Regions from separate parts of the Homo sapiens genome. Here region 2 is linked to region 1. Evidence: chromatin loops called from intact Hi-C (ENCODE). Cell type or tissue: Caco-2. All regions are shown on one strand. Links, peaks and the distances in the headings refer to the core of each region. The heading gives the core; the rest is flanking DNA. Region 1 holds the start of LOC105377515 (a long non-coding RNA gene). Region 2 holds the start of FSTL5 (follistatin like 5).

Region 1 (17,150 bases), core at 5,801-13,800:
AGAGGGGAGGATGGATCAATGTGCCAACCACCCTGCTTATGCTCCAAGTCTCATAATTCCATCATCATTCTCCTGCAGCACAATCCCACTGCATGCATGAGATAACATCATGTTTTTACCTTATTGTCCTGTGGGAAATGGAGCAAGGAGAACCAGTGCTAAGATGTGCTGTAAGTAATAAACAGACAGTCTTCCGATCCCAAGACCTCATGTTTCATATCAGAATACCTATATCTAAACTTACCCATATGAAAGCAAGATTCAATGACAAAAGCACTAGAACAAGACAAAATGCACTTGCTAAAGGGTTACTTTGCAAGGAAGTCAGACCTCAGAAAGATTTGCTCATCAAATACACACAGACACACACACATACACACACACACACACACAAATACACTCACACAAAGTATTTCAGGACAAAAGAAACTGCAAAATTACAACGGTTAGCATGTTAATACCAGTTATGGAAAATAGACTCTTTCTCAAATAATTTCTATATCCACGTAGAATGTAACATGTCTTCCAAAATCAGCATTGCACAGCCCAGGGATAAAGGAAATTGCTTCTGAGTTTGTTTTCTCACTTCCTAGTCAGCAACAAAAAGAAAATGCTTAAACTATTACACTGTTTGTTTGTTTATCTCAGGGTACAAAGTACGCCACACTTTATCAACTCTAGGAAATTCAATTTATATTTATTCCTGATGGCAGTTAAACAAAATGTCAATTTTGGTTCCCCAGTTCCTCCTTGTGATCAAACCTCTGCTCCTAAGGCACAGTTTAAACACAGAAGGTGATGTTGAAATGTTTGGAATTCAATACCATTAATTTTTTCATTGCCCATGTTTATTTGCATAGATATAACAAAATATGTTAAATAATATGCCAACACTTACTTGTCAAGAGATGTTGATTAGTGGGCAAAGCCATTCTTATTTTCTGGTTAACAAAACTGGAACCTAGACAGTCTTCTAAAGTCTCTAGGGTTGTAATTTATTTCAAGGAGTCAGAGGTACTTCATTTCCCATATCAACTTCTCTGAAAAGATCAGAAACAAAGAACCTTTGAATCTAACTGATCCATGTTTCACCTGTGGTACCTATAACTATAAAGGTATATTCTGTCTTTTCTGAGATCCCAAGGTTGTTAATATTCCTTTCCTGCCAGAAGGTAATGTTCTTTACTGCCTTTGTCTGTAATTTTATAAATTGTAGAAAGATAACAGCCTTGCTTCCAGGTATCATTTTTAAATGTGAAAAGAGGTCCTATATTATATTTATCATACCTAACTCAAGAGATTTCTATCATAGTTTAGCTACATATTTGATTTATCTAATTATATCCTTTTAGGAAAAGGGTACATTCTTAAACCTAAATAAAGAATTACATAGCTATCAAAAGCAAAGAAATATGGTCAATGTGCTGGAAAATATTTAAAAACTGTCACTATTGTTTTGAACATATTTGTAAACAAGATCAATTAATATTTATAATTATTTTCCAAAAGTGTAATTATTAAGTGTTTTTTCCCTGAAAAGTATTACCATATAAACGTTGATAATCATTTTGGTAAGATAATTGGTTTAATTCTAAAGGTTAGCTATATCCCTTAGTTTAAGGGATATATCCCTTAGTGATATATAATATATGATAAAATCATTGTTGAATTCCTGTTTGTATCAACTTTTAGGTACAAATAACATACAAATAATGTAGCTCTTCTATATGCACATAGATATATTTAATATTTATATTGTATAAATGTAAATTATTTTTTCAAGATAAAATACACCGTACTTTTTCAAGAAACAACAAACATGCAAAATTAATGTTGCTGAGAGAAGAGGCAGAGGTGAGAAGATACCTACAATTAAGTTATATTATACTAAGATACTCCATACCTTCATGAACATTATGAAAAATAGTTGTTGGCTTAAGTTATGACTTCTCTCTGTGACAAAAGGATCTGGTTGGTAATAGAATGAACCAGTACTTTAAGAAGAAAATACTAAATAGAGAGATGAGTTTACCTGTTTTTGGTAAAGCAACTGACTTTTGTTATGATGTAAGACATAAAATGGTGTATTGTGGTGTTAGAAGTTGAGGGTTTTGAATAAATCTATTTGTATGGAATGATGTTTATTTTACCTGAAATTGGTTAAATGCTCAAATTTCTAAACCACATACTGAGAGTGTTCTATAGTGAAATGAGAGAGTTCCCTGAACCCCCTTGCAGGATGTGCAACAGGGATGTGGCTTGTCTGTTAGGCCACTGCACACTCAAACCCCTTATAGAAGGGGAGGTACACAGACAGGCAGGTGCAGGAGCCAGGGCAAGCCACGGTAATGTCTAGGGGTGAGTGCCTATGACTCCCAAAGCCCCAGTGGGTGTATTACAGTGCTCTTTTAGCTCTGCCATCCGCAGATGGCTTAAGTGTTAACCGGCTCAGTGCCCTCTTGGTACCAGCTTCTTGTCCAATGTACAGGAAGAATCAGATCACACAGACAAATTGAAGGATGGTAAATGTGGGGAATTTTATTGCCAGATGGATGTGGCTCTCAGAAGGATGCATGGGGAGCTGGAAAGGGGATGGAGTGGGAAGATGATCTTCCAAAGGAGTTCGTTCATCCTGCGGCCGATCTCCACTCCAACCATCTCCAGCCAAATTCCTCTTGACATTCCGACACTCCTTCTCTTGTCTCCTTCGCTGCTGCACCACACTGCTGCTCTGCCGTTCTTCTGCTCCTCTACTCTTCTGCTCTTCTCTTCATGGAGGCTGGGGTTTGGGGTTTATATGAGTACAGGATAGGGAGGTGTGGCAGGCCAGAAGGCAACATTTGTGCACAAATACATGAATGTCTGTTCCCATTTAGGGCTGTGGTTTCCAGGCTTGAGGGTAGGGCCTTTGCTGAGGAACTGCCCTCTTCTACCAAATATCTTTCTGCCTCTTGTCTGTATCAATAGTACCATACTAGGCCAGGCACAGTGTCTCATGCCTGTAATCCCAGCACTTTGGAAGGCTGAGGTGGGTGGATCATGAGGCCAGGACTTCAAGACCAGCCTGGCCAAGATGGGGAAACCCCATCTCTACTAAAAATACAAAATTAGCTGGGTGTGGTGGTGGGTGCCTGCAATCACAGCTACTTGGGAGGCTGAGGCAGAGAATTGCTTGAACCCAGGAGGCAGAGTTTACAGTGAGCCAAGATCACACCACTGCACTCCAGCCTGGGCAAATGAGAGAGACTGCATCTTAAAAAAAAAAAAGTGCCATACTAGAAATCTAAAATAAATTTCAATTGTTTTTATTTACAGCCTAACTTTTAAAGGAACTGAAAATGCTGGTTTTCATTATGTATTCAGGTTAATTTGACACAAACCTCATTACTGCTATTGTCTAACCAATCACTGGAGGCTTAATTTTATTTATCAATTTACATTTATAAAAGTTTTATCTAATTACTATCCTAAATTTCCTGGTCCCAAAGAATTAAAATATATGTTTTCTCTGTATGGTATATATTTTTATAATACAGATTAAATATTTTTATATAAATATGTGCAAAATAATAAGTAACAGCAATTTTTCAGCTCCCCCACTCATTCCCATTTATTAATAGTAAAAATAGTTAACCAGTTAGGAGTTTATTCTTTCAGGTATTTGTAATATATATGCTTATACAGAAAATTTGTTTTATAAATATCACATATATTTATAACATAAAATATTTATATATAGTATGTAATATTTAGTATATTATTCTGTAGAGTATTATATTATTATACAACATATTAAATAAAACTTAATGTTATTCAATGTTAGGTTTTCACTTCATAATATTTCTTGTGTCTCATTCCAGGTCCATGAATAAAAATCTACTTTATTCTTTTTAAAAGCTTCACAGTGTTTCATGAAGCATGGAGAAGAGCACAATTTCTTTTGGAATATTTGTTATATTTTGGATCAATTGGGTATTTCCCTTATAACTGAGCATCACCATATAATTTTGGAGTTGGTGTTTGCTGTGCTACTTATTAATGCTTTGGTGACAAGTAGTCCTACTTTAAACTGAAAGGGTGAATGTGGATTGAACATTGAAAATGTGACATAAAAAATGTTTTCATATCAAGTGAAATCTCAGTGATGTCATCACCTTGTACACATTAAGTTTCCACAATAGTTCCAAATTTTGTAAACAGCAGGATAATTTAAGCCTGACATGTCACTCATAAATCTAGAAATGACAAATTCAAAAGAACTTCTTGTTCTGTTGACATTAATATCATAATTAAGCCTCTCTCAGGAACTAAGCTTTAACACAACATTCAGAATATTAATTAGCTAATTAAAATTGTATTGTTTGTATAGATCTGTTAATATTCAATTTGTAAATTTGATTTCATTTTATAGCTTCATAGAAAATATAAGCATGAGTTCATTTCTAGATTTTAAAAGTATTATTATGTTAATATTTTAATAAAATATGTGTAAGACTGGGAGTTCACCATAATTTAATTATTTTCTTAAAAAGAGGCCATACTTTATTCAGCTTTAAGAGAGATTGTCATAGAAAATTTTCTTGACAAAGACTATATGATATCTACTTGCTATGTACTGTACATTTAGCTATGGAAACTGTATGTGAATTTTACACTTTAAACTGTTTAAATTTCAAAAATAAAAATGGAAGAGGGCATATCTAGGTCTTTCTATTATATGAAGACAGAAGTTAAGGAAGAGTTTTCCAACATTATTAATGATCTCCATGAAAGTATATAATGTAAAATTAATTAGAGTAATGATGTAATAATTTATTCACCATGGTTTTTCCAGTGTCTAGAAAATTTTGTTTGTTCAGTAAGTATCTGTTTACAATAAATTCGTGAGTGAATACATACATAGGTGAATGACAGATTATCTCATATTGTAAATGTATTGTTTTTCTTCTATAAGAAGTACATTTTGATAAATAATTATTTGGGTAGAGACCTGATAAGTTAGTGTTAGAATTAAAACATTAATATTTTTGGTAAAAAAAAAATCTGTCTATATTTTAATATAGAGAGGATGTCTTAAGGCACATTAATATAGAGAGAATGCCTTAAGGCATAACTTTTCCACCAGTGGAAATTACCCAGCCTCTAAGCCCTTATAAAAGGTTAAGTAGAAAGGCAGAACTTAAAGAGTGGCAGAACAAGGTCCTTCAAAAATTCACGTAATCAAAAAGGCATTACACAACTGACAACAGTATGAAAATCATACTTTTTTTCAGAACTCTGAAATTAAACAAAAGCTTGCAATCATTTGAGACATGCTACTCTATTCAAAGACAGCCAAATTTTGTAAAAACAGTGATTTTGGGAGATACTAACTTGCCCTTTTCCCATCCACCTCTCCCCAAGTGCATAGTAGACTTTAAAATGGCAGCCTCAGAACCATGGAGCCGTAAAATCTAGCAATCTAGTAGCCATTGGATGGGGGAAGACTTACTATGCAGCTCATTCAAAAGTCGATACCTAGAAATTTTTTACTGTTTGGCATGGATGGGAGCACCCTGTCAAAGTCTCATTTCTACAGCTGATTGTTATTAGATTCTATTCTGAGCTTGGTCAATAAAAAAATGTTCTATTGCCCAAGAAGTTGCTGAAAAATTGCTTTCAAATATTTAACACTGCAGTTGACAAATCCAATGATAACAAGTTGGGACAAACAAGAAGAATTCAAAACATTTATAAGAATTATATGAGAAATAAGTTGTCCACAGTGACTTTGAAACCTCTTCATTTTCCTAGGGACCTAAAAAGTCTGTGTGACAGTGTGCCTGCTCAGAAAAGCCCAAAGAATGCAATAATACCTCACTACTATCTGATTTTGAGACTCAATGCAAACGGGAAATGAAGGCTAAAGCAGAGTGAAAAACTGCTCACAAGTGCATTGAACACATGACCAACACCAGAAAGAGAGGACCTTGGCAAAGTCTCAGAGACTTACTGATTCAAGGCATTTAGGGAAATCTCTTGTCCAAACATTACTTAATTACTAAGCTAAATAAGCAGAGACTTTAGTAGCCATAAATGTCAAGGAATACAGATTTTATAGATTCTTTTCAGGGACATTTAACTAAACAAACAAACCACAGAAATAATAAGGAAATCACCTCTACCAATAAAACCTAGGAAAGAAAGGGGAGTCTGAAACCCAGGCTTACAATTCAATTCATATTATCTAAAAGATGCAGTTTTCAATACAAATGTTTTTAAGAAATGTTTTCTAAAAAGCATTAAATTATGTCCCATACCAATAAAACAAAGCAGTCAATAGAGGCTAACATAAGGAATAACAGGTATTGGACTCACTGGACAAAGATTTTAAATTAGCAACTTTAAATACATTTAAAGAACTAAAGATAATTATGTCTAAAAGACTAAAGTATTAGATTGACATCTCATCAAACACAAGATATCAATAAAAAGAGACAAATTCCAAAAAAGAACCCCCCAAAAATTCTGGATTTAGGAACTATATTAATTGAAGTTTAAAGTAATCATAAGAATGACTCAACAGCAGATTTAAATTTACTAAAAAAAAAGAATTAGAACAATGAAAAAATAAGTCAATAGAGTTTATCCAGTCTGTGGAGCAAAGAGAAACAAGAATGAAAAAAGTGGGCAGAGCCTCAGAGGTCTAAGGGACACCACAAAACATACCAACATACAAAATAATTGTGACATAAGAAGAGCAGAGAGAGACAGAAGAGTAAGAAATAATCAGAAAGCTCCATATATGATGAAAACATGATTTATACATTCAAGCAATTCAAAGATTCCAAGTAATATAAATTCAATTATATGCGTCACAGGATCCTTGGGGTGTCACTTTTCTGGCCAGAAACCTCTGTGGCCAGTAGCACCTTTGCTCAAGTTTTTGTTCAGGCCCTCTAGGCTCATTCTGCAGATTCAGCCTGGCAGGCTTTGCTTGGCCCACACTACCCACCTGGATCCCACATCTGCCAAAGGCGAGCCAGGCAAGGAATGGCGAGGGGTGTCTGAGTGAGTGAGCATGGGGTCCAGCCACTGTGCACAGCCAGGCATGCTGGCTGCAGTGGGGCAGGAAGCTCCAGGCACCAGCACAGGTGCCAGCTCCTTGTGAGGCTACAGCTGGACCAGGAGTACTGCAATCAGCTTCCATGGCTAGCACTGGAGAACAAATGGCACCCAGAAGCCAGGAGCCACAGAGCCCCAGAGAGGGTGTCACAGCCCTGGGTTGGAGAGCTCCTAGGTCTGGGATCCCCAAGAGGTTGCAGCTCTTCTCTCCTTCTCTCTTCTCTCCTTCTCATTGCCTGCGAAATGGTGAGCAAGGTGTTTCAGCCCTGTTTGTATTACATCTCTTTCAGCCCTGCCATTCAGTGGGTCCGAAGTTCTTGTCCTGCCTCCACAAAGAATGAGGTATACAGACAAGTAAGGGCTGAGCAAGGTGAAAAGGTGCTTTATTGAGACACAGAACAGCTCAGAGGACACCGACAGTGAGAAGCTCCTCTCCGTAGGCAGGTCATCCATTTGACTGCTCAAGTCTGGCTGAGTCCAGGGTTTTTATGAGCTTCAGAGTGGAGGAAGTGTGTGCTGATTGGTCCATGGGCAGTCATGGGCGGGCCCAGAAAAAGCACCATAAGTTCTAACTCAGGTCCATGAACTGACAGCTCAGCCCCCAGGCTTCAGGCCATCCCTGCCTTGAAGGTGGGGCTTCACCAGAGACCTGCTCCTTTCCAGCCAGGAGCCTGTTTCCTGCTGCCATTAGCCTGCCATCTACAGTGCCATAGTGCCCAGGCTATTCCTGCTGATGGGTGCCTGCAGGCCCACACTGAGCCGCCATTAGCTCTCCCTCAGCTTCCCCATGCTCGTTGGTGCTGAAAGTCCGGAAGAAGCTGAGGCAGCAGGGGGCTGGTGTGTCAGCACTGCCCCAAGCACGTGCAAACCTGGCCAGGTCACGACAATGCTCATGCTTGGCCACAACTTTGCTCTAAAATTGGATCAGGTGCTAGGAGTGGGGAGAGGCCAGGCAGCAGGAGCAGACACTTCTGAGCCTGTTGGGGAAATGGGGCTTCTCAGGCCTCTGAGACTGCAGAGATGCCTGGGTTCCCAGCTGTCACTGGGCAGCTGCAGCTCCACGTGGGAGGGCGGGACTGCTGCCCCTCCAACTTGGAAGTGAGCAGGGCTTCCACCTGTTCCCAGTTCCTGTGGGCTCATGGAACTCGCAGCCCCCACTGCACCTCCCTTACTGCAGCTGGCATCATGGCAGCAGCCACCCCAGACAGGAAACTGCTGTTATCATATTTACACATTGACAGATTTTAGTCAAGCTTTCAAAAGCCAAAAACAGAGACCTTTGAAAGCATCATGAGAAAGGAACTCATGACATACAAAGGATTCACAATAACACTAACAGCAGCATTCTCACAAGAACTGGACACCAGAAAGCCGTTGTTTTTGAATGACATATTCAAATTGTTGAAAAAGAAAAAGACCATCATCAGGTTGGGGGCAGAAGCTCATGCCTATAATCTCAGCACTATGGGAGGCCATGACAGGAGGATTTCTTGAAGCATAGGGATTTCAGACCAGCCTGGACAACATAGCAATACCTCATCTCTACCAAAAAAATAAAAAATGAAAAATAACCAGGCATGGTGGCACATGCTTGTAGTCACAGCCAATTGAGAATCAGAGGTGGGAATTTTGCTTGAGCCTAGGTGTTCAAGGCTGCCCAGAGTTATTATGGTGCCACTGCACTCTATCTTGGGTGAAAGAATGAGAAAGGAGAGGAGAGGAGAGGAGAGGAGACGAGAGGAGACGAGAGGAGACGAGAGGAGAGGAGGGGAAGATCATCACCTAAAATAATTACACCCAGCAAAAAAAAAATCCCTCAAAAAATACAGTTTTATGTAGATATAAATATTGTAATCCCAGAGCAATCATGAAGAAAATATCTCACAATATATATTAAAAGGAAAAACAAGGAAAATAAAATGGAGAACTAAAAAGTGTTTATTTTACGTAAAAGAAGGCAGAAATAGAAATAGGAGAAAATTTAAAATAAACGTGAGATATATATATATATGTATACACACATATGTAAACATTTATAAAATAATACAACTAATCTTAATTTATCAGTAATTTTATTAAATGTAGATTTGTTGAACGTTCCAATCAAAAGATATGTATTGAAAGAAAGAGAAAAAATATCCAATTATATGTTATGTATGAGGACACACTTTATATAAAAGGCACAAGTAAGTTAAACGTTAAAGGGTAGAAATTAATATATAATTCAAATGGTAACCAAAAGACACCTAGAATGGCTTATTAATAACAAAAAATACAATTTGAGAAAAAAATGTTATTAGAGAGAAGGAAAGACATTTTAAGTGATAAAGTGGTCAAAATATTAGGGAGAGACAACAATTACAAACCTATAGGATCTAATAAAGCTTTAAAATGCATGAAGCAATAACTGAGAGAACTGAAGGAAAACATAGATAGCTTAACGGTAATAACTGGAGACTCAAATATCCACCTTTTAATAAGGGGTAGAACAAATAGGCAGAAGACAGAAAAGATAATAAAAGACTGGAATTAAACTGTAAACAATATATGCCTAATAGATATTATATCCATACACCAACAGTTAACAATCGAAAAAAAAAAAGTCATTCCACTCACAATAGTGATGCAGCTTCCATGACTGCAGGAACACCAGAGTCCTTAGTTTTGTGCCATTAGGAGTAATGACACAGACACATGTGGAGTGGTCGTTAAGAAGTAAAAAGTTTAACAGGCAAGAAAGAAGAAAGACAGAAGAAAACAGAGACAGAGGGACAGGGGCTCAGAACAAAGAGGAACCCTGTGTGCAGCGGAAAGGCAGTCCATTATATCCGGAAGCTGGAGAAGGCAGTGTCTGGTTTGCATAGGGCTCAGGGGATTGGTTTGACCGGATGTGTCGTTCACGTAGCCGAAAAAACCTTGCCCTCCCACCCTAGCCTTTAATATGCAAATACAGGTCAACATGATGTTTTGAACACATGGCGTTACGTGGGGGCAGCCATGACACTTGGTACACCAGGTGACAAGGAGAAGATGGTGGGAATCACCATGTTGGGTAGACCCAGTTTCTATTTTCCGGCATTTGCGTATCAAAGTTTGCCGGTCTAGCTCTTTAAGCCAACTTTTTTTTAGTTTCCACCGAGAACGTTTACCCCATCTAGCTGCCTAAAATAATTTCTTAATAACTCCTGTATTATTCCCCCCTCAAAGAGAAGTAGGTCTAATTATTGTTAGGGGGTGTTGGATGACGATTCTTTCTGGCTACTTCCTGCTGAAAAGGGGTGTTGTGTAGGGGGTTCAGCAGTTTGGCCTTCTGAGGTTTATCTAAGGGTTCTCAGAATAATGCTGTGTCCATGTGTGGCTCTGCTCACAGCACCGTTTGGAGTTTGGCTACTTCTAGGTGAAAAGTGATAAATTCGACAAGAAGGTTTAAAATACAGGGTTTGAATACGAGCATTAAGATTACCACCATTAATAGGGGTCCTTTAGACTATAACTGACAGTTATAGTCTAACTGTTAGTTATACCAGTTAGTTATACCTGTTGACACCTGTTAGTTATACCAGTGGATTGCAATACTGGTTTGCCTCCACTAGATGCTGCTGTACATTACCAGAAACGTTAATATGAAAGTAACATTTTTCTTGAGAAACGCATACATTTCCCCTTGGCTTGCCACTAGAGAATAACCTTAGGCTTAGGCCATTTTTATAACTTGTAATATGATTGGGAGAGATACGTTATTGGGTGGCTAAAATAACTTTAGCATTAATTTTGACAATTCCTTTTCTTTAATTATTGAATTGTTTTATGACTTGTATAGACTCTGTTACAACATACTTAAACGTTTTTACTTGTTTTAAATACTCATTCTTTAAACAACCAGTCATTTCTTTTTAGGACAAGTATTTACCATACAAAATTTTTCCTTACATAAAATTTCTTTCTTTACAACATTTTTTTCATAGCTTAGAGTGCATTATACTGCCAAACTTCAGTAAAAAATCTTATTAAACTTAATGATGGTAAAACTTTTATGCTTATTTCTTATCAGTAACTATTACTTCTGCTATAAGCAAAACAATCTGGATTAATTTTTTCTGCAATTATTAATCCTGTTATAAGGATAATAATCAGGCAAAATATTACAGCAATTAGAATTTTATAACGAGAATTTCACATTGTAGGTGCCACAGTGTATAGTTCTATTGCAAATAATAGCGTGACTATAATCATTCCCACAAGAGTGGCGTAGTAAATAATTTTTCTCTAAAACTTTACTTGCCAATATATAACATTTTCCTTTGGGGATTTAAAAAGTTACAAATGTGATCCTATGTATATTTGAAAATCTCCTATAAATATGTGTTAAAAAGAAGTTGTAATATTTGGTGGTGAATTTGAGAGGAAAGGGTAGAAACAATAAAATATTTGGTGAGGTAGGAGTGGGACTGAGTAAGATGGGTAGCCCTTAGTTACTTATTTTTTATGATTTTCAGCTTAAGATCTTCTATTTTTTTACACTGATATTCAAGACGTTCCTCTGGGCTGTCAGAGGTTGCTCCCAAGCTCTTCGGGCTTGACTTGAGGGTGATGTATCCAGGAGTCGATTCCTGTAATTTTTACTGAGGGGGTTGAAAGAAAAACAGTGTAAGGCTCTTCCCAGGTTGGGTTAGGGGAGGAGACAGAGATGAGAGTTTACACTAATACCAAATTTCCTGGGTTAAATACAGGTGGTTTCTGTTGGAAGTGAGCTAGAAAGTTTACATGCTTAACCAATTTAGAGGCTTCCTGCCTGAAAACAATCTCTGAGCACATTGAAGTTTTATCCTTTCCCAAGTGAAAAGCTAGGTGAAGGATTTTAAGGACTTTCCATTGGCTGGAGGCTGGCAAATAGTGTTTGTCATCCTGACTGTAGCCATCCTAAGGGCTTAAAAGAATGCCTTTGACAAGTGGCCTATTTTATTTTTGTAAGGGATACTGAGGTTTAATTTTTCTTACGGAGCCTTCCTAGATTAGAAGGGGCTTGAACTGTACTAACGCTTTGAGGCTTTTTGCCTCTGACTTATCTGCCTGATTAGCTAATCTATTTCCTTCAGCTACCTTATTTGTTTCCTTTTGATGTTCCTTACAACACATCCCTGATATTTCTCATGGAAGAAAAACTGAGGATAATAAACGGTTAATTTCCTGGTGATATTTTATAGGAATTTATGGGTGATAAGAAAATGCCTTTCCCTTTAAATGGCAGCATGAGCACAGAAAATTAGGAAAGCATACTTGGAGTTAGTGTAACTGTTAGCTACCTTTCCCTTGCTTAATTTAAGTGCTTTTTTAAAGAGCAATTAGCCCAGCTAATTGAGTACTTCTGGCTGGGGAGAGATGTTATTTAGAGCGACTACTGCTTATCCCACCTTATGAATGCTTGCTTTACTAACTGTTTGTTAGCTAAGAGTTCCCCCTAGAGGACAGTGATCCTGCCACCTTATGTGGAGTGTAAACAGTTAAATTATGTCCTAGGGCTAATTTGGAGGCTTTTCTGACTAGTAGTGCTATCGTGACTATGGCCTGGAAACATGTGTAAATAATTGCAACTAACGTTGAGAAAAATATTGGATTAGAGTTTTTCCTGAGATGACCCTTACAGTCATGCTATGGGAAGAGGGGAGGCCTGGATTAGAGAGGAGAAAAGAGAGAGACCAGCTTTAGTGTTTAGAAGGAGGTTTACTTTCCTTCCTTTAATTTCCAGAATCACCTGGGGCTTCTGTGCTATAATGGCAGTTTGAGCCACTGGAACTGGGGCTTGAGCCCTGGGACCCATGAGTCCTGCTGAACCACCTGAGAGACTGGTTCTGAACCCAGTGATCTCTGTCTCTGGGGGCAGTTCAGTTTCCAGAGGTCTCCACCACAGGCTGGGCAGGTTTGAGGTGGCTTTGTCTTGCTGCCTGGGCATTCCTTTTTAAAATGCCCTGGTCTGCCACACTGATAGCAACTAGCAAATGCACCTTGGGGATCCTGGACTTTGCAAGCCTGCAAAGCTGCTACCAGAGGCTTTGTTCCTATCCTGAATGCTCTGCCTTTCCTTTGGGCCTCCTCCTGGTCCATATTATAAAGACCAAAGTAGCCACCTTCAGGAGGTCCCTTAAGGTGCTATCTGGTCCTGTAGCTTGCTTCTGTAGCTTCCTTCTAATATTGGGAGCTGCCTGTGTAATAAACTTGTCCTTCAGGATGAGCTGCTCCTTGACTGAATCAGGGGATAAGGATGTGTGCTCCATTAGTGCCTTTCTTAGCCTTTCCATAAAGGCTACAGGATTCTTATTTGGCTCTTGGCCTATTATACACAGTTTAGAATAATTGAGAGGTTTGGCCTTCCATAGGCCCTTTAAAATGGATAATAAAAAGTGCTTCCTTTTCCTTTTATTTTCTGGGCTATTGGGGTTTCAATCAGGGTTGTTTACTAGAACTGCTTCTCTCCCTATTGGGAATGGTGTTTCTGCTTTTTTCTGTCTTTTTTTTTTTTTTTTTTTTTTTGCTTTTCCTATCTGTTTTTTTCTCTTTTAGTGTATTATAGGAGATATATTGCATATCTCCAAAATTCTTTGCTGCTTGCAGAGCTGCCTGCTTTTTAGCTGTCATTAGGGTCTGGTTTAGAAGCAACGTAACATCCCTTTATGTGAGGTTAAACACCTGAGATCAATTTTGGAAAACTTCTGTATACCTATTATGGTCTTTAGGAAATTGGCCTAAGTTTCCTTTTATTTGCCTAAGGTTCTGTTATGAGAATGGAACTTGAGGGGGCCCCAAATAAGAGGGAATTCTTAGATGATTCCCCTGGAAGTTGCTTTTTTAATTATGGGGAACCATTCCCTCTGGGCCTACCCAAAACGATTGCTAAAAGAGCTGGATTGATCTTACAACACCTGCAAAGGTTTAGTAAAAATGCCATGCCCTTCTGCAAGAGCAAATTAGTCACTTTCCTCTTCAAATTCCTGAAGTTAAGGAAGTTCCAGTGTTTTAGACTGCACTTCAGAGGGTTGCAAGCTGAAGATAATCTGTTACTCATCTAGAAAAAGAAGTGAGAATAAAAGTGTCCTCTTAGTCTCCTTTCTTTCCGTGTAACCCAGAGCAGAGAAGAAGACAGGGAGAATTCTCTGACTGCTTCCCCTCCCTGGTTTCTGGATCCCGACACCATGTTAAATGTGCTGTCCATGGTTGAAGGCGTGGTCCTGCAAGCCATGGAACTGGATGAACTAGGTGATGGGGCTAACCACGCTTACCCACACAACCTTAGCTTATCTGCCTTGTGTGATTCCCCTTTGACTTCCTAAACCTGTGGATTTGCCTGGCTCCCCAAAAAATGGATCTCCAGAGAGACTGTGTCGCCTTTGGGCAAGACTCCTTTAACAGAGACAATGTGCTAGATTGCCTGCTGTTATGGCCCATGCTAAAGCATTTATCCTTTAAACAAATGCTTTTGGATAACTTCCGAACTTAAAATCCCCTTATTAATTAAGTACTGTTTTAACTGGAGACAGATTTAAGTGCATTAAAAGAACATAGGAACCGAATGGCCATTTTCCTGCTGATGGGACAATATTGAGACTAAATTCTGGCTATGTAAGACATATGTAAAGCCTTCCCATTCACAGAAGTAGCATAGATCCTACTTTCCAGTAGAATAGCTCAAAAAGGAAAAGTTGGAAAGCTGCAGTGTACCTCAGAGAGCCAGCACTGCGTCTCATGAAGTGGATTTCTATTTCCACTAGGTGGGGCAGTTGGATGAGAAATACCACGTGCTCGCCAGAGAATCAGTAGTGAATAACCTTACCTTGGGGGGAATGGGGAGAACTCTGTTCCTAGAAGATTGCAATGGCATTTTCCTGAGTTTGTTTCCCAGGCACTACACCACTTCCTGATCTTGCCTAACAGGATTATTTCCCTAGGCTGTAAGCATTCCCGCACATTCTATACACAGAGAGAGAGTAAGAGGCCGCAGATAGAGAGAGAAAGAAAGTTTGGTGACAGGGTAGCTGGATGAGAGCCTTTAGATTAAAGGGCATATTCAAAGTTGAGGTTTGCTGCATACCTAGCCTTTCAGTGAATGATTTCCCAGTCAACACACCAAAATGATACAGCTCCGATGACTGGAGAACACCAGGGTCCTTGGTCTTGCGCCCATAGGATTAACTACACAGACATATGTGGAGTGGTTTCAAGGAGCAAAAAATTTAATAGGCAAGAAAGAAGAAAGATAGAAGTAAACAGCTCCCCTGTACAAAGGGAGAGGGCTCAGAACAAAGAGGAACACTGTGTGCAGCAGAAAGGCAGTCCATTATATTGGGAGGCTGGAGGAGATGGCGTCTGGTTTGCATGGGGGATTGGTTTGACCAGGGGTGTCATTCACATAGCCCACAAAAAACCTGGCCTTCCCACCTTAGCCCTTTAATATGCAAATGTGGGTCACCATGATGTTTTGAACACATGGTATTATGTGGGGGCAGCCACGACACTTGGCACACTGGGTGACAAGGAGAAAACAGAGAGAATCACCATGTTGGGTAGACCCAGTTTCTATTTTCCGGCTTTTGCATATCAAAGCTTGCCGGTCTGGCTCTTTAAGCCACCTTTCTGTTAGTTTCCACCAAGAACTTTTACCCTGTCTAGCTTCCTAAAATTATTTCTTAATAACTTCTGTATTATTAGCATCAAAAGCACTACACTTCTTTGAAATATGCTTATCAAAGGAAGCGAAAATTTTGCACAATGAAAACTACCAAATATTAATTATATTTTTTAAATTTAAAATTTTAATGTGGTTCTAAAAATATCAAAATAATGAAAAGATATTATATTTTCATGAATCAGAAAACTGTCATATTATTATGGCAAATGCCCCAAATTGATCTAAGATTCAATGAAATCCTCATTCAATAATAATAATAAAAATCCAGATGGAGTTATCTTCTGGAAGATTTTACACCTATTCCTTACCCTGTCCAATAAGTCAACTTCAGATCTACCACTTTTTAATATTAAAATATTGTCATATCTCTATAAATGTCTTGTAACATTTTTTCAGTGTTCAAACTTGGACTCCAGGAACAGAACAGAAGTTCAATTTCCTATTTCGTTACCTTGATTTTACACAGTAGCCTTCTTTCTATAGCAAAGAAGGTAAGGTATTCAGAACATCACAGAACCATTCATCTACATAGTAAATGTATTTGTCTCTAATGAAAACAATGTATTATAAAATCACTGAAAAGTTTCTAGTTTTAAATGTTTCTCAAAAAATAATGATCTATGTTGATAGCTACAGATTCCTTCAAATCAGTTGGTGTCAAAGACAGATTTCTATAGGTATGACAGATTTATAAACCACATCTATCATTATTAAAAAATCTTAACAAGTAAGAAATAAATGCTAGGATATTTTATTTCCCTTTAACAAGGAAGAAGTTAATATTACCTTCTTCCAAATGATAAAATTTGGTCATTTGTATATAATATACTTACATCTAAAGATATCAGTTATGAGTCTATTCCTTTTTTTTTCTTTCTTATTCAGTAATAGGAAAAGACATTTAGTAATAATAACACCTGGATCTTCCATTGATTCAGAAGTTGAAAGGAAAATTAAGTCTGTTTCCTTAATTAGACTAATAGCTTCTAACAGAAGTAAGCTATGTAGAGTTGCTAGAAGGAGAGCCTAGAAGCAATTTGCATCAGTGTCAAATGCAAACCATGCCTAGAGGTTTTGTATCCTAAGAACTCAAGCTAAGGTAGGAAGAGCTAGTATAATTAAACCAGGGCGAAACTATAAAACCCACCCTGTAGCACCAAAGAACATTGAAATGTCACACCTGAGAGTAGTAGCTTTCCAAAAAATGATTTTAAGTGAATTTTAACAATCACAGTATCAATACTTTCTTTTATTAATACATAGAACAGTAAGCACATTAAAAATAATAGTGTATATTAAATTATAGATGTAAGAGTATCGGTTAAGCCCAGAGACATCCTTTGATGTACATGTGGATATTAAAAAG
Region 2 (17,150 bases), core at 5,269-13,268, 920 kb after region 1:
TTTTCTATCGCCCATGTTAGTAACTAGAAAACAAAACAAAACAAAAAAAAAGCAAGCAAGCAATATACAGCCTTGATAATAAAAATTCCAAATTGATTCACCCTTATCTTAAATCTCACAAAACATAAACAGGAATGCATTTTATTTGTAAGAAGAAATAATCTATCTATAAATTTCATTTTTGACTCAATTTTTAGTTTGATCGATAACCCTCAAGAGGTTGAGAAACAATTTAAAAAGACAAATTGAGCACGTCATGTAATATATAATTAAATTATTTTGATAATTTTCTGTAGACTTTATGAAGTTCATCACTTTTCTGCAAACGGTGCTGTATATATTTGCAGTGTGTCTGTAATGAAATGAGTTAATGTCTTAACAAGACATCCAGTGTTGTGTTACTGAATAATCCTTTACATTTTACATGAATTCATTGTAACTCCAAAATACGGTCATTTCTTTGTGGATCAAAGACTTAATAAGGGGCCACCACATTTGAATATCTTTCATAAGTGTCTTCAAAGTTGGCAATTTGATTAGTTTCAGTGGAAATGTTATTCTGCATTTAAGTAGTGTCCCCTATATGCTAAATTTGGGCTTATGATGGGAATCTAATTTTACCTTATTTCAGGACTAAGATGCAAAAGCTAAAAGTGTAGAAAAATCAGAAAAAAAAATGCAGCTAATGTTTTACATTTGCAATCTCACTGAGTCAACCTTTGGTTATTATTGCCAGTAGCATAGTTTGACTTCAGTGTTTAAATATGTTATTGTTAGATGAAACATTAAATTTCATCTTAAAGAATTCCAGATATTGGTAGTTCAAGGTAAATATTTATACTTGAATAAAGACATACATCTTGGAAAACTTTGTGCAAATGGAAGTCAATGACACACTTAGGTACATTTTGAGTAAATATAATGTTTATATATAGTATGCCTTTCAAATAAGTTATAAAATTAAGATATGTATTCATGTTTCAAGATAATAAATAAAATTGAAAATAAAATAAGCCATAATTCTGTTAGAAATTTCACAGCCTAAATATTTATACCAACATAATTAGTTTTAACAAGAACATTTCAAAATTTGTAGTGGAAAGAATGATTCTCTGTGTATTTAAAGGAGATTATGTTGTATAAACTTCCTAGCTCAGTGTTTTATATATTCTTTTTTGCCCCTCTACCCAATCCAGGCTTTCAAAATTTGTATGAATATTTAATTTAAGATCACATGACTGACATGAATCCTACAAAGAATATCTGTTTAGGGTAAAACATGTGAACAACTTCAAAAGATTTACATTTGACCTTTAGTATTTGCAACAATATGCATTGCTTGTGACAATCACTCTCTTGTAGGGCTGTGTAGTAAATACAATGAAAAATCTCTACCTAGAGGATTTAGTTTAAATCATAAAATTCTAAAGCTAAACTTCATCCTAGTAACTCTAATGCAACTAGAGTAGAAATTTTATATTTTAAAATATACAAATATTTAAACCTAACTTAGTGTACGCCTGCTGAAAAGCATAGCTCTATTCAGTTGAATAATACTTATTAAGTACGAAACAGCTTTATATTTAACTCATTCCTATTAATATTGGACATCTACTTGCAACCTAAACTCTCTCTCTCTGGAATGTAAAGGAAATATCCCCCACCCCCGTCCTTTTCCAGGCATCATTTATACTTAATCTAATGTTACTAAATGACATAAATGAGAGACCACAATTCCATTTATCAGGCAAACCATCACACCTGTCAAAGTCATGAATAGTAATAAGAAATACAAAGAGCACAGGATAACTTCTATCATTTAATAATTGCTCACTATGAGAAGTATTGTTCAGTCGTTTTCCACACTGAATTCTTTCTCTGTACACACTCAGAACACACTGCCAATTGATAAAAGGAACATAGCTTCAAAAGAAAATTCTTCTAAGTAAAGAAAAGCTCTCTGTTAAGCATGCAAGAGGTTAAACATTGCTGAAATAGTGAGACATTTTCTCAGCCCACACTTCCCAGTTCCATTCAATTACCAACAGCACAAGCGACTATAATACAAGCGAATACTGTATTATTAAATCAGAACTTCCCATTTACATCCACCTCTAACCTGAGGGGGTTGCAAGGGGATGACATTTGCTAGTCAACAGCAGAACAAACAGCCCCCAACTTGGAAATACACATGACCTTGGGGTGTGGAATGCTCAGAGACTGAGTTTCACAAGTTTTATTTGGATCTACTGCATAACAACACATCTAAATGGACCCAGCATGATGTAAATGTTTCTATACCTACCTCCTCCCTTCCAAAAAATGTTAAGAGAGCTCTGCACTTTGAAGTCTATGCTTTAGATATAGGAATAATATTGATGATTAACCAGAGACTAGTCCATTCAAATAATTATTTGATTATATTTGTTCTAAACAACTTGTTGGTTGATTTATTTAACATCATTTGCTAATATATTTGGGGGGTTTCCTGGAATGGTTCCTATCCTTTGAACCCTGCTGAAAGTATTGCTCTAAAATATTTATATTTATAAAGCAAGATATAACATAATGACATCAACTTCACAAAAAGCAAAGCTCTCAACTTCCCCTCTAGAATTTAGTGCATAATCACTAACAGATTGTCTTGTAATAATAATAATAATAATAATAATAATAATAGTAATTATTAAAATATTTTTGTAATCATTGCCAAAAGTCCAGTTTCAAATTATAAAAATAAGCATAACTTGTTTTTAAATTTTTGTATGGCAGTCTGTATTTCTCCCCCACTTGTAATCATTTATAACAATATTATTTTTCTTACCTTATTTTAACAGTCACAAAAGTCCCCCAGAAAGATTCCTAAACGCTGTGGAAATATAAATCACAATAAAAAAAAAAAACTCTCAAAAGATCGTCTTAGCTGGGGAAAAAAAAATAGTTTGGTCTAAAACTATAGAAATCTCCAAAGTCACGCCTGAATGAGCGCCCAGGTGGCAAACAGAGGACTCTCTCCCACGTCCGATACCACACTCCTTTGTCAAGTTGATATGGGTCCTGTTGGTGAAGCGGGTCCCACAGGGCACAGAGGGTGCAAGAGGGCGTTGCCTTCAGGTGCTGGAGCAACTGGTCCGCTCGCGTCTCAGGTTCAGCACCGACAGCACAGTGGACAGTACCAGCTCCTTTCACCTCCAGTTTGTCTCAGTCACTGAACCAGGCTGATTCTCGCTCCTCCTCCCTAGGCAGGAGCTGCTGCCACTCAACCCGGGGGTGCCCCGCCCCCACCATCTGACGTAACTATTTTGCATATCAACTCGCCGAGAGGTGAGGGGCCGCCCCCTTGACTGGGCTTCTGCTAGAGTCAGCTGCGGCAATCGGGGCAACAAAATTCAGGCTTAACGTCAGCGTGGGCATCTTTGGACTTCAGGATGTATTCTCAACCAGTCCAGTAGAAACTAAACGCTTTGACGGTGCTGGAGCCTTTGCCTTCGCGGGGACTGCCGTTTCTGCGCACTCTAAGATCGCTGCGGGCACAGCTCTGGAAGGAAGACGGGGCGGAGAGAGGGGGCAGTGGAGCACGGAGAGGACCGAGTGGGAGGCGGGTGGGGAGGAGACGGAGAAATAGAATGAATCTATTCAACCATTCTTGAAAACATCTCCAATCCTTTTCATCTTCCTGCCCAAACTTTGCTGCCTCTCCCTGCCATTTGGTTATTTGAACGGATCCGTATTTGGTGTTCCTACTCCCTTCCCTCGGTTCACGGAGCCTCTGGAGGGAGTCGCTGCTGCAGAAACTTGCCTGGAAGAAAAAAAAAAAAATTCTGAGCACTGAGAGAAAACGTGAAAGCTTGCAGCGCTAACCATCATTTCTAAACAGAATCTTAAGGAAAAAAAATACGAGTGCTCCATAGTATATATTATACTTCATATGCGTTCCTATAAAACCTACAGAACCTTCCTTATTCATTCTCATGATTTAAACAAATCCTCAAACTGTATAGACTTGGAGATTCCAGAGGGAAAAAAATTAAATAATAAAAAGTGAAAGTTATCAGCTTCAACTTCCACTGCCAAAATTATGAAGGTTATGCAATATTTATTATGTCTACTATATCAATATTTCTATGAAAGATGGGCTATGCTGGAAGCTTTACATAGCCTTTAGCAATTCTCTCAGTATTTGTGATATTTCTTGTCCCAGTGAAGCTCTAGCCTCCTTGAAGGCAAGAGAAAGGGGGCCTGTCATGCCAAATTCCACAGACTGCTTAAACTTGTAAACAAACACTTTCAGTGAACTGAAGCAATCAATCATCCAGAAGGGTGATTATTCACATTCCATGCACATGTCCCACCTACAGCTATCATGACTTACTTGGACAGAGAAGTGGGTATCTAAAACTAAGCTTAAATTTTCTTAAGTTGGATAAAGCATGTTTAATAAAAAAGGTTGTTTATTCAAATAATGTCATAGCATTTCACACATTGCTTTCCATCAGAATGCATACACACTGATATGTGTCATCATATGCCAGGAGTCTGATATCATCTAGCACTGGATCCACTCACAAGCATTTTTCAGGGACTCTAATCAAAGGAATACACTTACTTATTTCCCCATCAGGAAAAATAATGCATTTTATTTTCTCTAATATTAAGAAGTTATTTGAGGAAGTCTATTTACTTTGTGGACCCATACCCCCAAACTGCTTCTTTCTAGTTACTTAAAAAAGAAGAAATAACAGAGGAAAAAACTATGGTGTTTTTGCTTGAGGGAAGGAACATTTTTTTATTCTGATTCACACCCACATAAAACTTTCTCTATGGCTTTATTCCAGAAATTGCCCATTTCTTTTCTGAACGTACAATCCCCAGTACTATTTCTCCAACACACCTTGACTACAAGTTTTGCATTTTGGGTAATCTGCAATGTTTTTGTTTTCTCAGACAACTACTGATTTTGCATTTGTAAGTGTCAAGTGCCATGACTTTTTGCACAGATATACCCATACATGCATGTATTATGAGTTCTTCAATTCCCAAAGTCATTTTAATAAAGGTGGCAGACACCATGATATGTCAGGAAAGATGATCTGTGGGGGCAGATGGGTGTTGCACAATTACAATTACAATGGAGCCAACTGTATAACTTGAACTTAGGCTGGCTACGGCGCACATGATATGCTTCTTTTGGGAACATCGCATAGCACACTTTGGTCTGCTTCATGCCAATGTGCTGAAATGTCAGAGAAATCTTGATAGTTCACTTTAGCAATATAGAGAGTACATGATGTATGCTTATAAAATTCCACCAAGACCTATGTTGTTTGTATAATGGACATAATTTTTCAGTTTACTCCAGTGATCATAATGTTTTGGACTATGAATTCAATTAAAGCAGTCATAATATTATTGAAAAACCTGAGGGAATAAAACTAGAAAACAAACCTTCCTTTGAAAGATGGAAAGGAAAGCCAAATCATTTTCTCATTTTTTCACTGTCTTTAAAAAGAGGGACAGAAGAAAGAAAGAAAGAAAAGAAAAAAAAAGGAAAAGAGCTATTTTGGGAAGCATGAACAAAGATGAATACATGCAGAAAAGCATTGAGAATATCCTCCTAGCGGATTCTTGGTTTTGTACTGTCCTAAATGGCAATGTGACTGAGGGCAAGTTATTTAAACCTTTTCATCACACACATCATTTGTAAAATATATAGGTTATCCTGTTATCTCCAAAATTCATTACATGCTTGTCATTCTGTAATTTTATATTAGACTTCAACCTATTTTATATATATATATAATTTGGAATCACTATAAAAAGGTTAAAAAGAAAGAGCATATATATAAAAATATATAATAGAAAGAAAGAGCATATATAAATACAAACAGCATATACACAAAAAAGAGCATATATATATATATATATATATATATATATATATATATATATATGGCATCTTCTTTACTTCCATTACTTTCTTACTTTCTATCTCTTGCTCCCTTGGGCCCTTTTGTGCTCTCCACATATGTTTTATTTCATTGTAATGTTCTATTTAAAATGTCTATTAGGTATATGTCTACTGTGGTAAAGGGCATTTAAATACAGTATTTTGTTATTGAAAGAAATATTGACACAATATATTTATATTAAATTTCTTAGCTAATTCCAAATTGTGACCTTAAACAAATTTATATGTGTGCATGTGTGTGTGTGTGTGTGTGTGTGTTTATGTGGGTAGGATATACTAAAGAGAATTTTCAAATATGTTTTCTTAAAATTATGGAAATAAAATTTAAGATATATGAATTAAAAACTCACTACTAATAAATAAACCCGCAAATTAAAGAACACTATTTCATTATGCACACACACGTATTTTATCTAAGCAGCAATTACAATTTTCATGAGATTATATCAGTTTAATTTTAAATCTCAATTAGTTTCATTGGAATTATTTGAAATCTCAATATATGTTAAAATTGAGATTATGTTGTTTTTCATTTTCTCTATTATATATCATAGCATAGGCATTTTGGTGGCTTTGGATAAGATTGTTAAATTTAATCAAGACTACTGTGAAAGGTCTTTTCTTGCTAGTATTTACATTAACACACAGAAAGATACACTAAGAGAGACAATTTTTATCATTTGTAATTATAAATCCACCATCAAAATGGCACATTTCATAAAGGAGTGGCGGACTTTTTCAGAAATACTGGCTAAAAGCTGACTATAACTTTTTGCTATTCTACCCCTCAAATTATCAGATTAATGCACATATAAACTTTAATTCTCACTGTGTAAACAGGCTTCTTAAATTCTACAAGAACCTGGATAAATGTATAGTATGAATAAAAGTTATAGGTTTAAGAAATTGTTTGATATCAATATTTATTGAGGTAATATTAATTGGAGAAAGACAGAACATGGTTTAATAAATGCTGCTTAACTGGAAAGCTGAAACCTACCACATTTAATACAGAAACCTAGGTTTGGCCTTAAATAAAAGATTTGCTCATTGTCATCAATAATTTGGGGTCAAAATGAACTCAGAATTATAGTAACTGGCCACTTAAAGAACCACTGCATAATCAAAGGATGTACCATGAATGCTGAGGGTGCAAAGCCAAATAAACCTATTTTATTCTCCATGATAAATATAGATTATTAATGTTATAAGTTTCATCTTCTCAATTGAAGGGAATTAAAACCCGCTCTTTATATAGCCACATCATGGGGAATGAACATTAACATACAGATTTAGCAGACTCAGGTTTGTGTTAACTATTCTAGTTTTTATGCATTTTCGTATTTTTTTTATTTAGTTGTCAACTTCACAGACACCCTCATCCTGCTTTCCAAGTAATACTGCTATGAGTTTCCCCCTAAAGCTGTATTTTGCCTTTCTGTTTTGGCTTGGTAAAAATGTTTGATTTTCCCACACTAGTAAACAATGGGAATTAACTTTCAATAAGAGCAAGCATCTATCAACGTGTCAATGCACAGAGTTTTCGAGCTCATATGAATGGATTCAAAAAATATTGCTCTATAAAAGTATAGATTGAAATGATGAATTGATTTAAAAATTTAGTAAGTATAATTAAATAAGAATTAAAAATTGTTATTATAGAGCTATGTATCTTCACAATTTGAGCTATCCTCCTTAGGGATGTTAAATGTGGACATAAACCTATAAGTAAATCATTTTTTCCTTGGCTTAGGAAAAAGCATCTGAATGTAATTTTTTATAAACTAAACTTGGCGAGATAAGAACATAGTTTTATTTTGCTAGATTTATATAACAAACATATTTAAGTATCCTTTATTTTCTATGAATTAACTTCGGTGTTAAAAAAATCTAGAAGTAGTAACCATAATTAAAATATCATCCATTAATAAGCCTTTAAGTACCCTATACTAATAGCAATATTGTAGAAAAAAAATTGAAATTATAGTAAAAGCAGGAAACCCTAAAAGTATCAGCTAATTCAAGAAATACTTTACAACACAATCTGATCTGCTTCTGTGATTAAATTAACCCTAGAATTACATTTATGTACCACAGTAATAAATAATATTGTTGGCTGCATTTATAAAATTAGAAATAATCAATTATGTGAATCAGATATATTGTTACCTTCATTGTATTAATAGATTTTTAAATCAATTCATTGAGTTTTCCTTTCTTTTTTCTATTACTTTAATAGAATAGAAATTAGTACTTCGTGAGGCAGTTTAAAGTTCGGTAATATTAAGATTCTTTGGAATCTAAAACTATGATGCTATTTCTTAATTGAACTTTAAAAAAAAAAAGCATGAGACTTGCTGATGCTCAGACAGACAACTTACGTTCTTAGAGTGCTTGTGTTTAAGAGAGCTCTTAGGGCATCTATTGGCCTATGTTGGTATTGCATATGAGAATTTCAGTTCTCACAACTTGAGTTATATATTTGCCCACAATGATTACAATACGTGCTGCTGATGAATAGATTTATGTTGGAAATCTGTAATATCTATTGTTGAATTTAAAGTATTAAGCAAATGCATAAAACACATATGGTATGGGAGTTGGTCTTAAAAGCGTTTCGATATCAGCTATTTCAACATCTAAAAAATGTATGTTAATTATTTTTTAGAATCTAATGTCCCTGTTCATATTAGTTGCCGTCACCATTTTACTTACACTTCTGAATTTTTGTTTTGTTTTGTTTTGTTTTTTTGAAATGGAGTCTCGCTCTGTCGCCCAGGCTGGAGTGCAGTGGCGCGATCTCAGCTCACTGCAAGCTCCGCCTCCCGGGTTCACGCCATTCTCCTGCCTCAGCCTCCAGAGTAGCTGGGACTACAGGTGCCCGCCACCACACCTGGCTAATTTTTGTGTTTTTAATAGAGACAGGGTTTCACCGTGTTAGCCAGGATGGTCTCCATCTCCTGACCTAGTGATCCACCCGTCTCGGCCTCCCAAAGTGCTGGGTTTACAGGCGTGAGCCACTGGGCCCGGCCACACTTCGGTTTATAGGAGAGACAAAATAATGGTTCTTTCAGTTTCAAAAGAAGTAAACACAGTAACATGTTTTACATTATAACCTTTACAGCAGAATGTAAAAGGACATAGAGAATATAGCTTTAAGTCTTGAGTTCAGAAATATCATAATGTGTAAGGAAATATAATGTTACTAATGAAAATAATCTGCATATTTATCCAGACAGAGAAGTAATTTTTCCCCAAGTATCACAGGTACTTGCTAGGAAAAAAAAAAAAAAAAGAAAGTCACAGCTATGAGAAAGGATGGAGAAAAATCTGAAATTTAAGTTCTTGTATCTGTATGTGAAAAATATACAAATATTGTAGGCATGTAATAATACATAAATTAATAACTCTATAAGTAAAACTCTATTATAAGTAAGTTATAAATGAAAAGTATTAGAAATATAGAGAAAGTATAGCAGGTCAAAATCAGTAAAATCTCAGGTACGAAGTGATACATCCTCAAAGTGAAGTAAAGAAAAGAGTTTGGCAAAGTGAGAAATTACTACCGATTTTCCCTTATGCTTTTTAACCTTTCCTGTACAGAAGATCCTTCCAAACCGTATGACCCAAAGTAACTGTTCCAGTTTTTGAACCCAAGAATAGCACTAAAACTGTTTGGGAGGAAGTGTGGTAAGGAACCCAACAGAAATGGTTATGTTACTTTTCTTAAAGTATCACTTTTAAAATGTTGATTGCTGTTTGTTGATATTATGTAGAAATTATTTGAACTTAAATAGGCCAACACTGTTGAAAAAGAAACATGAAAACAATTCTATGTAGTAGATTAGCATTTCACAATATACTTCTTTTGTATTTATCACGGCTGATTACCACGTCATGGCCATTCTACTCCCATGCACATATTTGAATAATGCTCTGTGGTCTCCAGTGGTTGAGTAAGTCATGTGCCCACTTCGATACAAAGAATTGTGAGTGGAAGTGACACAAGTCACTTTTGGGTTGAGAATTTAGCTGTTGATGCAAGATCCTGCAACTCCTTTCTCTCTGTCAAAGTAACTGGCAACAATTGAAATAGTGACTGCTTAGACAGAATGGACTCCTGAAGGACAACTATGAACCAAGAGGCTTTTGCTGACCCAGTATGAACACAAAGCATGAGCAAGAAATAAACTTTGATTGTGTTACATCACTGAGATTTGAAATTTGTTTTAGGCCACCGAGATTTGAACTTGGTTGGTCTGTTGCCACAGCATAAATAGATTAAAGACATTGATATGTTTCAGCAACTGAACTAATTTTGAAATAGTTGTGTATGCACTAATCCTTCACCAACACCTTAGTTTTACATTTTCTGAGTTCTCTAGCTTCTTACATGATAGATCTCACTGATCTCCTAAGATAAAGTCTTATTTATTCTATACATTTCATATTTACCTGGAATCAGATAAAATGAATCTCATCTTTTAACTACCCTCTTTCCTCCTGTGCATGTTTGAATCACATTCTGTGGTCTCCAATGGTTGAGTGGAGCCATGTGCCCACTTCTGTACAAAGAATTTTTAGGAGTAGAAGTGACACAAGTCACTTTGGGGCTGAAAATCTAGTTGTTGGTGCTAGATCCCTCTGTATTGTGCTGTACCAGCTTAGCTTTTCTGTCATTCTGGCCCAAATGCATTACTCTAAAACTAATTATCTGAGTTTCACTCTACACTTTTAGTGATGGCTCTCTATCCTTCAGTTATCTGAATTTCATTTCCACTTACCCATATTTGCCAAGAATAGGAACCGACTTAGTTCTTTTCAAGTATGCCTTCAATGATCTTTTCAACAAATAGAAATCAGGTGTCTACTGTGACAGAGATATACTGGGAATTAGAGATTCAAGAGTAAATAATAGATAACACCGTAAATAAGACCCAACCAAGCCATTACAATACAATGTAATAAGTATGCAATTAGTGTGATATACCTAAAATCATCCCAGTCTGATAAGCCTTAAGGTTGTTTCTACCAGGGACAAAAGTTTTGCCTTTAAAAGTCATTCTGAAGCACTGACGAAAACTATTTATGGATATTGCTCCTAGATATCAAATACCTGACTACAGATTTTAGGGTATTGCCTGTGCCTATTTTCAGATGCCATCCTCCATACACTAGATTGAGCAACAGTTGTTAAATGCATATTATGCTATTCTCTCTACCTAAAAACAACCGAATTACCTACTCTTTTGAATATTGTGATTATCCAGATAACTGAATTTCAGCAATTAGCCTCCATTGCTTTTTCTTTAAAAATTTTTATTTCCATAGATTATTAGAGAACAGGTGGTGTTTGGTTATATGAGTAAGTTCTTTAGTGGTGGTCTGTGAAATTTTGGTGCACCCATCATTCAAGCAGTATACACTGCCCCCTATTTGTAGTCTTTTATTCCTCACCCCCTTCCCACCATTTCCCCCTGAATCCCCAAAGTCCATTGTGTCATTCTTATGCCTTTGCATCCTCTTAGCTTAGCTCCTACTTATGAGTGAGAACATACAATGTTTGGTTTTCCATTCCTGAGTTACTTCACTTAGAATAATAGTCTCCAATCTCATCCAGGTTGCTGCAAATGCCATTAATTCATTCCTTTTTATGGCTGAGTAGTATTCCGTCATATATGTGTGTGTGTGTGTGTGTGTGTGTGTGTGTGTGTGTGTGTGTGTGTACAGCAGTGTCTTTATCCACTAGTTGATTGATAGGCATTTTTGTTGGTTGCACGTTTTTGCAATTGTGAATTGTGCTGCTATAAACATACATGTGCAAATATCCTTTTATTATAATGACTTATCTTCCTCAGACTTTCCCATGGATGACACCATAACATTTAGTTCTCTGAAGTGGTTTTTCCTGACTAACAATACACCATAACACAAATTCTTAACCATTATGTTCGTACTGCTTCTTCAGCTAATGATACATGAATGTCTGAAATTATATGTGGTTGATGCAAAAGTAATTGCTGTTTTTGCCATTACTTTCAAAGGTAAAAACTGCAATTACTTTTGCACCAACTTAGTATTATTCATTCATTCATTTGTCAATATCATGTCTTCTCTCACCCAAATCTTACATCACTGAGTGTAAGGCCCAACTTCTTCGTACCTGTATTCTGAATGCTTAGAGAACTGTCCGTAATATAAGTGATCAATATATATTTACTGAATAAATACATTAATGAACTTGGCAATGCATTAATTTACTATTCCTTTTAGCCTTTTAAGATTCTATTCATTTTTTTAAAGAGTATATTGAATGCTATTTCTTTCACAGAACTTTATCTGCAAACTGATTGTGACACTTTCTTTTAACCACTGTAGAATTATATCATTATGTTAATTCTGATTTTAAATATTTTTTCAATTCCTCTGTCTAATAACTAGATAGCGATAACTTCAGAGAAAACAGCTAAAATTTATGAGCTTGATATCCATAATGTAATGTGAATTTCTGGCTCACAGTAAATACATAATCTAAAAGCATGTATGTTTACTTATTTATGTCTTTGCTCTCTATCTACTTATTGATGTTTGTTGTCTATCTCAGAATGAGAGTTTGGACTTATTTTTTATTCAACCCTATATCCTCATCTCGTACTGAGGAACTGGCAAGTAGGAGAAACCTAATAAATAACTGCTGAAAGAAAGAATATCTAAATATTGTTTCACTAAATATAACATTTCGTAAAATATTCTTAAACCTTGTCAGTGAGAATCTTAGTAATATCATCTGTTAAATTTATTTTAAGCTTGCTATAACTTCACTAGTCATTTAAATGTCTATTTTATCAAGCAGTCTTAACATTACTAGAATTTTAATTATGCCTAATTTTATCTGCAAATAGTTAATTTAATATTTTATAAATATTTACAAAAATATATATGTCAAGTTCTAGGTATAGTGTGGATAGAAAATTTGTTATCTGAGAGTAAGCAATGTACACTCTGATTTATATGTTTCAACTTTCTAACAGTGACTTAGGTGTCTCAGCTTACTCTGTAAAGCACTTTGTAGATTCTTAGTCTATACTTACTGTTCCTAAATGTAGAAGAGAGATGTAAACAAGGGTAACTTAGGGATAGGTTGCTTCAAAAGTAATTGTGGTTTTTGCCTAATATTTCTACCTAGTATTTTACCTAAGTAAACCAGCAGCAAATAGGATAAATATTTTGTACTATAGGATTTAAATACTATGTACAAATTCCAGTTATTTCACCTAAAAATAGAGATTAAAGTAATATAATTATTGTAGAAAATATTTTAGGACAAATATAATATAGGTGGCATACATTAAAATCAATCATATCTAAATTATCCTCAATGGTGCATAGCAATTATGAGTAACAATACAGTGTTACTAAATTGTTTCATAAAACCTTAGCCCAAAGAGTTTTATAGCATCACTTATTTTACAGAATGCTGCTTAAATTACTGAAAATAGTTCTATGAGGACATTTTATACTGAATAAATAAAAGTGTTTTGTTAGCCAGTGAAATATAAGAAAGAAATTAAAAGTTATAAACAAAGAGAAATAACACATTTTAAAATGCATCTTGAAGATTAATGTGTTCTATTGGCTATGTTTACTATTTGAGCATAAAATATCAAGACTAACTAGTAAAGAAAATTTATGAAAAACATTAAAATAATCAGATGCCCTAGACTTATGCAACAATTCAGTGCACCCATAATGCAATGTTTTGTTTGGTTATTTATGTATTTTTACTTCAAATCAAGCCCTGCTACTGGCACACTGTTTTATGCTGACTTTGATCAAGTGACAAGGTTCACTTAGCTACACAATAGATGTCCCAGAATAATCGCAGGCAACTTCACAAAGCTGCTTCCTTAGTTTCACTTCACAGATAACCTGCCTTATTACCTATCTTCATGTTCAATTAATGGTTGCAGTTCCCTTGTTTCATTATCATTTTAACATTTAATCAATCCTAATTAAACGAGAGCTGAAGATTCTCAACACACTCCACCTCATCTATTACAGAAGTTCTTATTTTTTCCTACAAATGTTCATTGCATTTGCTCCAACTTAACACTTTCATAAAATTCTTTGACAAAGATTGATTACTGGATAGTAACTCAACTTTAACTGTGTTTCAAGTCCATTTTTCTAAATATAAAAAGAAGACATTGTCAATGGATTTGCTTCTAAATTAAATGTGTATATCTTCCTGATATATACACATAAATTAGATTAATATAGTCATATAAGTGAAGCTAAATAAGCAAGTTGTAGATTTTAGTGGAAGAGGTTGATACGAAATGTAAAGAAGAAATTTCATCATGTATTTATCACTTTAATCATTAAAGAAATATGTATTGAGAATCTCCTTTGGGTTGGATGTTTTAATAGTTACTGGGAATACAGTAGACAAAGGTAAAAGAAAGCAAGTGATGGCTGTTGGCAGAAATGTAAAATGGTGCAGCTGCTATGGAAAACAGTATGGAGATTCCTCAAAAACTTAAAAATAGAATTACTGTATGATCCAGCAATTCTATTTTAAAGTATATACTAAAAAGAATTGAAAGCAGATCTCAAAGAAATAATTGCATACTCATGTTTATTACAGCACTATTCACAATAGCCAAGAGGTGAAAGTAAACCCAATCTCCATCAATGGATGAATCCATTTTTAAAAAGTAGCATGTACATACAATGGAATATTATTCAGCCTTTAAAATAAAGGAAATCCTGTCAAACACTACAGTATGGATGAACTGTGAGGACATTCATTATACTAAGTGAAATTCATTATACTAAGTTAAATAAGTCACTCACAGAGAGACATAGACTGTATGATTCCATTTATATGAGGTATCTAAACTATTTAAACTCAGAGAAACAAAAGGTAGAATGATGGTTGTCAATGGCTGGGGGAAGGGAAAATGGAGAGTTGCTATTCAGTGAGTACGGTTTCAGATTTTCAAGATGGAAAAGTTTTAAAGATCTGTTGCACAACAATGTACATAGAGTTAACACTACTGTATCGCAAATTAAAATGATTCAAATAGTAATTTTGTGTAGTTTTCTTTAACCTATAATTTTAAAGAGGTTCATTCTCAAGTTTATCCCCATCTTAGAGATGCAAACTGATATTTTAAAGTATAGTAACTAGGAAGGGGCAAAACTGGGATTCACATCCGCCTACCACAATCTAACAACCTTGATTTTTCCACCTTCCATACTGGTAGCTTCAATCTTTTTTCTCCAAGAAAAAAGACCAGGTTTATAGGTACCTGTATTGTAGCAGAAACTTTTCCAGATGGCAAATATATGCTTATTAGTGATGAATCACCTGCACACAGATTTGAGGATCACAAGTAATTTTCAACCTCATAAGTGGAAGAAGCTGATAACATTGGTATGTTCTCTGCTCTGGCGAAGACTGATTCCTAAATACAGGCAAATAGATGTAAGATTTTGATGGATCTGTGTTTGAGGACTTAAGAACAATAGAAGCAACTATAAGATCAAAGCAACTCCTAATTTAAATTATTGGGCAATAAAAAGTCATGTATCCGAAGTTTAGCATCATCTTCCTCATATCAGACTCTGTTTTGTCAATTTAACATTTATTCTTTCCATTAAATTTTTCTCAATCTAACATACAATTTCTCTGATTCTCCAACTTACCTATTTTCATTTCTTCTCTCTTTCTTTTGCTCCATAAAGTTATAAAGTTATATGTTCCTTTTTCTCCAAGATTGTAGCTTTCTCTGTCTCTCCTGATTCAACCATGACTTTGATGGACTCCTGACCTTCATTTTAGCATCCCTCTATTGCTCACACAACTTTGTGATCTGGAGATTTCCTCCTCTGCATTCACACATGCTCATTCTCCTGTTTCCCTGAGCATGACATTGAAAAACACAAGCAGAGGAAATGGCAAAATAATGATGGGCATCCTCTAAGAATTAGGACATTCTTATTATTATTGCAAATATTTAGGCTGCAGACACCCTTCCTTTTTCATAATGCCAAAAGCCAATGTGTAGCATCAACATTTTTTGGCAAAACAGAGTCTGAAACTAAACCCCTCTTTCTTCTTTTTATTACTCCTAAGTGTACACCTATAATGCAAGTTAGTATTTATTTTTAAGATATTGAATGTCTTGGAAGAACAATATCATATAAAATGTATTATCATATATTTAATCCCCAGGAAATCTTATTACCAAAAAATGGAAAAGAGTATACACTGGGGTGCTAGCTTGTTTAATTTCTTTTTTTTTTTTTTTTTTTTGCATTAGGATGATTTTTACTTCAACTTCTGCTCCACACACATTTCTGTCAGTATAAGTCACCTCTTCTACTCTCTGATAAAGTTCTCCTGTTTTTAACCTAACTGGAACAATTTCTTACCCTTGGCATTGCCCTCATGCTCATATTTGTCAGACTACTGCAGTGTTAATACTGAATTATGCAATTGTTAGCATATGTTTTATGTTTGCTAAATGATTGATTCTCTGTTTAATGTATTTTGCAAGGAATGTCTTAATAATGAGAAAGGTGATAAGAATTATAAAACTGATATTACATGGATGCTTCCCATTAGTCCATGAGTGTATGGTTATGCAAAAATAACTGAGGAATGGAATTTACTTAATATAAATATCTTTAAGACATAAGAATTTTTAGTAGTGTGGCTAAAACCACACTTTCTTTTCTACTCCAAAATTGCATAAATTTTGTTTTGGGAATTCATAAAATTTGGTTAAGCAATTTGGAATTTAAACCAAGGGAAATTATTTTATATCTGGACTTCTGTAAAATATCATGATCTGTGTTCTAAATTCATATTGCACATAAGAAGTAAATAATTTAGCATTTAAAGTCCTAGATTTAAAAATAGGTATTTCTTACATTCAAAAATGTTTGAAGAGGGGAATGTCATGTGAACATGAACTGAAACGTAGGATGCTTTGTCTGCAAGGTAACGAATGCTAGGGATTGCTGGAAAATCATCAGAAGCATGGCCCAGATTCTCCCTCACAGCCTCAGAAGAAATCTACCCTGCCAACACCTTGATCTCAGACTTCTAGCCTCTAGAACTCAAACACAACACATGTTCGTTGTTTAAGACACCCAATGTGCCTTCTTTTGT

The links. Peaks named below come from ENCODE experiments on the same cell type or tissue, not always from the same donor. Only the 100,000 strongest peaks of a DNase experiment are listed, where the experiment ranks them.
Region 2: it touches region 1 in a loop (6-fold over the local background); 15 of 110 quality-filtered maps call a loop at or near these places.

What each region holds. Positions count from the first base shown.
Region 1 is chr4:161,242,042-161,259,191 of GRCh38, forward strand. It overlaps LOC105377515 (a long non-coding RNA gene), which reads right to left and starts at 10,161. Exons shown (of 3, transcript XR_939409.1): 1 at 9,721-10,161; 2 at 899-1,040. RefSeq lists an enhancer at 7,571-7,740 and a silencer at 10,704-10,753. In Caco-2, for the core only: a CTCF peak has its summit at 10,671; no DNase peak of the experiment used is centred there.
Region 2 is chr4:162,160,791-162,177,940 of GRCh38, forward strand. It overlaps FSTL5 (follistatin like 5), which reads right to left and starts at 3,210. Exons shown (of 16, transcript NM_020116.5): 1 at 2,825-3,210. RefSeq lists an enhancer at 3,364-3,473. In Caco-2, for the core only: a CTCF peak has its summit at 8,370; no DNase peak of the experiment used is centred there.